2 separate regions of the Homo sapiens genome follow, and region 1 is linked to region 2. Evidence: chromatin loops called from intact Hi-C (ENCODE). Cell type or tissue: PC-3. All regions are shown on one strand. Links, peaks and the distances in the headings refer to the core of each region. The heading gives the core; the rest is flanking DNA.

What was found. Peaks named below come from ENCODE experiments on the same cell type or tissue, not always from the same donor. Only the 100,000 strongest peaks of a DNase experiment are listed, where the experiment ranks them.
Region 1: it touches region 2 in a loop (2.1-fold over the local background); 16 of 110 quality-filtered maps call a loop at or near these places.

Annotation. Positions count from the first base shown.
Region 1 is chr10:114,037,803-114,040,720 of GRCh38, forward strand. No RefSeq gene overlaps it. Among named protein-coding and RNA genes, the nearest start is that of ADRB1, 4.6 kb to the right of the region's middle. In PC-3, for the core only: no CTCF peak of the experiment used is centred there; a DNase peak (open chromatin) is centred at 1,259; H3K27ac peaks cover 280 bases.
Region 2 is chr10:113,913,539-113,916,456 of GRCh38, forward strand. It overlaps NHLRC2 (NHL repeat containing 2), which reads left to right. Exons shown (of 11, transcript NM_198514.4): 11 at 1-2,918. Among named protein-coding and RNA genes, the nearest start is that of NHLRC2, 60 kb to the left of the region's middle. In PC-3, for the core only: no CTCF peak of the experiment used is centred there; no DNase peak of the experiment used is centred there.

The sequences.
Region 1 (2,918 bases), core at 230-2,729, 120 kb after region 2:
ACCTAGAGTTTTCAATAATCATCCCAGCTTGTTGTCATCACAAGCTCTGGACTGGGACAAACTTAAAGGACAACTCAGCCAATAGCTTATCATGTATAATGCTCATATTCCTATTACCATCAGTACTTTAAGGTAAGATTTCACTTGATAAGCAATCAATTTTTATTCATTATATAACTGAATTAGAACAGAATTTTTGGTTTATGTTGGTTTAAGTCTTGTATATTAAGACTTGTATTTAAGTCCTTTCTTTCTTCTTTAAGTTACTAGTCATGGCACTAAATAGTTAACTTGAGGGAAAAAAACCATTCTCTGCTCTGAATATTCTGCTACTAAAATACTGAAAAGGAGCTGATTTAAGAGAATCACATAAATACTTTTTTTTTAAAAAAAGAAGAGGGTACATACTAAGGAAGAACAGAAAAAAAGGGGAAAAACTTTTGTAAAGGTAATTTGCTAAAAGTATTTAAAAATAGTTCACGGTTATCCAGGCTCTAAACCCTATTAATATCTAGAGTGAAAAAGAAAGGAGTCAAGCGGATAAACAGAAGCTTATCTAAGTGAACTGATTCTTCTCATACAAGCAAATCCTGACCCCTTTCATGGTTTTCAATGTCATGATGATCGGAAAAGACAGCGTTTGTTGCTTTATAAATATATGGAGCTGTACGTGATTTCAAGAAGCTTTCACATACATTATCTCATTTAATTCCCACACAACCCTGTAAGGGAGCAAATGGTGAGTCCACTTTAAAGGTGAATATCAAAGGTCAAACAGAAAAGCAACAAAGCCGGGACATAAACCTGGACCTTTTACCTCCCAGGTCTGAACACTTTGCAAAACAGCCACATTTTGAAAAATATTATTATTGGCTCTAGCATTGTTCAATGTGCTTGTTAGAAACACAAGGAAGAAGAGGAGGAGAAAAGGGAGGAGGAGGAGGTAAGTGTGGGAGGAGGACGAGGATGGGGAGAGAGGAAAGCTTTTGAATTTTCCTAATAGTCCACACTTTGCTATGATTATGCTACTATTCTCTGTGCTTGTTTTCAAGATGGCTGGAGTTGGTCATCCCTGTGTAAATTGTGGCTACAAAACCAGTATCTGACCCTAAGTGTCAGGCGTGTTCTTTGGTTAGTTAGCACTGAGTGATTGTTTCAGCAGTTGTGTTGCTTTATGTGAAAGGTCATACATCTTTTCTGAGAAACAGCCACCTAAGCTCTGACTAACAAATCCTTTGGTTTATTATAGCTTGATTTCAAATAGCTTCAGGCTATTATCAGCCTCAAGGCACATTTTGCTAACAGATTTCGTACACTTCTTGGGGTTTTATTAAGAAATTCCCCCACATATCCCTTGGCGTATCTTCCAGCAGTTGTCCAGTTAGGCTACTCACTTTTATTTTTAACTCATTTTCTAGTAAAGTCAACTCAAGAATGTAAATGTCTTTGCCAGGCTCATGGCTTGCAACCTTGGATGGGTTAGATGCCTATTCATCACTGCTCTGCAGACTAATTTGATATACAACTTGAAACCACATTCAAGTCATCAGCAACTCTCCTGGGGCAGAAATGGCTGGATATATAGATTCGGTATCATAAATAATGGCTAAAGAAAAAGACTCTTCACCTGGGTCATTTATGAAGAATAGGTAGTACTTTTTTCTTTTCTTTTCTTTTCTTTTCTTTTCTTTTTTTTTTTTTTTTGAGTTAGGGTCTCACTCTGTCACCCAGGCTGGAGTGCAGTGGCACAACCACATTTCACTGCAGCCTCAACTCCTGGGCTCAAGTGATCCTCCTGACTCAGCCTCCCAAAGTGTTGGGATTACAGGCAGGAGCCACTGAGCCTGGCCAGGTAGTATTTTTTATGGACGTGGACTTGCATGTCTCCTTTGGAAAATCTCTTACCTATGTCTCGTTTTATTTACTACGAATAGGTATGATATACATTTATCTCATGAGCCTACCTTGCTTTTGTAAAGTATTTTGAAATGTTTATGTGAAAATGTTGAATAGGTGGTAAGAATATGGATTATTGCTGTAAATTATAAGCAAGAGTGAAGATTGTAACTACTAAAACACTCAATTATGTCTCAAGTGTATAAAAATGAGAATATTTTAATAAATTAAATATCATATATTTATGAATCAAAGCTAAATGTTCATTAATATCAAGTAAATATCAGTAAACATGGGAGATATAAAAATGTATGAGACAATTCTGGCTCTCAGTGAGCTTACAATCTATAAGAGAAGAAAAGGGGAAAATATAAAAATTAAATAACAACATAAGAAGTATCAAAAGGCAACCTATTGTAAATTGCCACCTGAAATGAAATTGGCAGAGTCACTACTATAGGTCAGAGGAAGGAGAGATCATTTTCAGAAGCAGTGGGCAGAGAAGATAAAGAGTCCAGCCACATCTCCAAGGCTGAATTCGCTGGGAAGCAGGAGGAGGTTTTGGTGGAGGGAACCCAGTGAGAAAGTATAGATGTACAAAAGGAAGGAGTATGGATCCCCAAAAGGAAAAAGAATACAGAAATGCAAGTTATGGTGATAAGGAGAGTTCTAATATGAAATAGGGCTGGAAAGGCCATTTAGAATTGGACCGGGGAGAACTGTGAATGTTAAATTGAAGAGGTAAGGTTGCTGAACAGAAAAGCATCTTGGTCAAAGCAGCATTTTGGAAATACTCCTTTGGTTATGATATGCCAGATTAAATGGAGCAGGGAGGACCAGAGACAGGGAGATCAAATAGAACCCATGGCAAGTCCCGGTGTGGGGTGAAGGTGGGGGGATGGGAAAGGAAGAAGTTGAGATAGGAACTCTGTGGAAGAAGTGCACGACCTCTCAAGTGTGCTGATCAGCCCTCATTGTTGGAGCTTTCTGTCATTTTCCAAAGCATTGTGAAATATATGGGT
Region 2 (2,918 bases), core at 259-2,758:
AAAGTTGTTTTAAAAGTTCTAACGGTTGGTCTTCAAAACGTAATTAAGACCTTATCATAAAGAGCCTTTTGCACAGGACTATCTCAAACCCTAAGAAGCTATTCATATTTAAGAAAATTTTGTTGTATTAAATATTAGTCCAAGTGAGCTCTGGAAATACAGTCTTCTGCTTTCTTGTTTCATAAATAACACTGGTATGCAGACCCCTCCCCATGACTCAAATATTAATATATGCAATTCTGTTACAGTAAAGTTTTCACCATGGTCAACCTATTCCAGCATTAGGTACTTTTTGTTGTTGTTGTTTTGTTTTTTTTTTTTTTTTTTGAGATGGAGTCTCACTCTGTCACCCAGGCTGGAGTGCAAGGGTACAATCTCAGCTCACTGCAGGCTCCACCTACCGGGTTCAAGTGATCCTCCTGCCTCAGCCTCCCAAGTAGCTGGCGCTCACCACTACTGGTGCCCACCACAATGCCCGGCTAATTTTTGTACTTTTAGTAGAAACAGGGTTTCTGTTGGCCAGGTTGGTCTCGAACTCCTGACCTCATGTGATGCGCCTGCCTTGGCCTCCCAAAGTGCTGGGATTACAGGCGTGAGCCACCGTACCCAGCCTAGCATTAGGTACTTTGTTTTGTTTTGTTTTGTTTTTGTTTTTTTTGAGATGGAGTTTTGCTCTTGTTGCCCAGGCTGGAGTGCCATGGCAACACAGCCTCCACTTCCTGTGTTCAAGCAATTCTCCTGCCTCAGCCTCCTGAGTAGCTGGGATTACAGGCGTCTGCCACCACGCTTAGCTGATTTTTTGTATTTTTAGTGGAGATGGGGTTTCGCCATGCTTGCCAGGCTGGTCTCGAACTCCTGACCTCAGGTGATCTGCCTGCCTTGGCCTTCCAAAGTGCTGGGATTACAGGCGTGAGCCGCTGCGCCCAGCGCACTAAATACTATTAAAAGGAATTAAGCAAAATGCTACGTACCAATGATTATGATTCATGATCACCTAAACACAGAATGCAGACTTAACTTTTCATTCTTAGTGTGCTAATTAAGTAGTAGTATGGTGCAGTAAGGAATTTTGTTAATTTTGTTATAAACTCCCTCTCCTGAAATCCGTAAGGAAATGTGATAATAAGAAAGTGATAATAGTGTCATATTTTAAAAGTAGAATCCACTGTTAAGCACCAAGATTACCTTTTCTTCCCCCTGTGGCACAGTTTATTTAAATGAAGTATTAGCAATAATCATGTCACTATTTTGTCCTGAATAATTAAGAGTTTGCTTTTTTCCCATGTCTTTGCAATAGGATAATATAAAGAATAGTATTAAAAGTCAGAGGCTTTACTAATCTACCTATATGTATTCCATGGCTAACAAACCCTGGCCCCTTTACATATGAGCTCTGGAGGTTCGCCTGGCTGCCTCAGGCTTGCAGAAGGCTGCCCCAATCACAGAGCCTGGGTAAGGTGGAACAGGAGGCAGCCCCACTCGGCTTTTCTGATTGCATCCCACCTGTTTCTGAGTGTGTTGGTTTGGTTTAATTCTTTTCAAGGGTTGGAGTTGGAAAGTGAAAACCCTAGACACTTGCTGTGGAATGTTTGCCTGGTTGTATTGGTGTGTCCCTCTTCTTCACTGGCATGTCGCTTTCAAGTGTACCAAAGGACATTTTGTTCTGTTGAAAGCCACAGGACCAAAAGGAAAATATTGCAACTATTTGCAAACATACTTCCCTACCTGTACAAGCAGCCATATACTAAAAAGCACTAAACAAGCACAAATGAACACTAAATAGCCTTATACCAAAAAGCATTCTTGTAACTGTCAGGGCATGGTATGAATTCCTTCCTCTTTAAGCAGCAACTTACCACAGGCTTGGTGGCTTTAAGTAATATAGCATTAAGCAAATGGTCAGTTATTTTTTAATGTTGAAAACTTCCAAGTGTGAATAATACGGACATAGTTTACTACCTTTTGCTTTTAATATACCTGGTTATCTATTTCCATTTGAAATAAAATGAAAGGAGACCTCAAACTGATGCTGAGAAGTAGACAAAATCAGCTCTCAGACTTAACTCTCCCCAATTAAAATAGTTTTTTTTTCCCTTCCCATTTTTTTGTTTTTAAGAGATAGGGTCTTGCTGTGTTGCCCAGGCTAGAGTGCAGCAGTGACATGATCATAGCTCACTGCAGCCTGGAACTCCTGGGCTCAGGATCCTTCTGCTTCGGCCTCCTGAGTAGCTAAGACCACAGGTGTGTGCCACCACACCTGGCTAATTTTTTTAAAATTTTTTGTAGAGATGGGGACTTGCTATGTTGCCCAGACTGGTCTCGAACTCCTGGCCTCAAGCCACCAACCTCTCAAATTGCTAGAATTACAAGCATGAGCCACCACACCTGGCCTGTTATTCCTTCTTTATCTAATGTGTGCTAAGCTTGTGAAAAATATATGTTGAGGTAAATAGGGCAAAACATTAGTTGATAAATTATGCTAATTAATGGGAAAAATAGACATGTTCCTCTCTGAACATTTAGAAGGACTCTGCCCTACAACTATCTTCTGTTTTTAGAATTTGTAGTCACTGTTCTTAGTGCCACTGGAAATATATTCATTCTTTGAGCATGTACAGGGTGGGCTCCCTGTTGTATTTATTACACTTTTCAAAATGCCAGCAAGTTTTTGTTTGTATAGAGTTGGAATGTATTGTTCGTGCATGCCTGTGATATTCATCATCAAAATATACCTGTAAAAAATAAACTACTGCTTCCTCTCCACAGCTTAGGCCTCCCTCTTACTAAAAACAATAGTAGTTTCTGTAGAAGTTTCAGTGAGAAATTATGGTTATATAAATAACAGATATGGCAGAACAATTTTGTTGTAGTATTTTTTTCCGTAGCATTTCTTAATAATAGCTCAGTTTTTAAAGGAG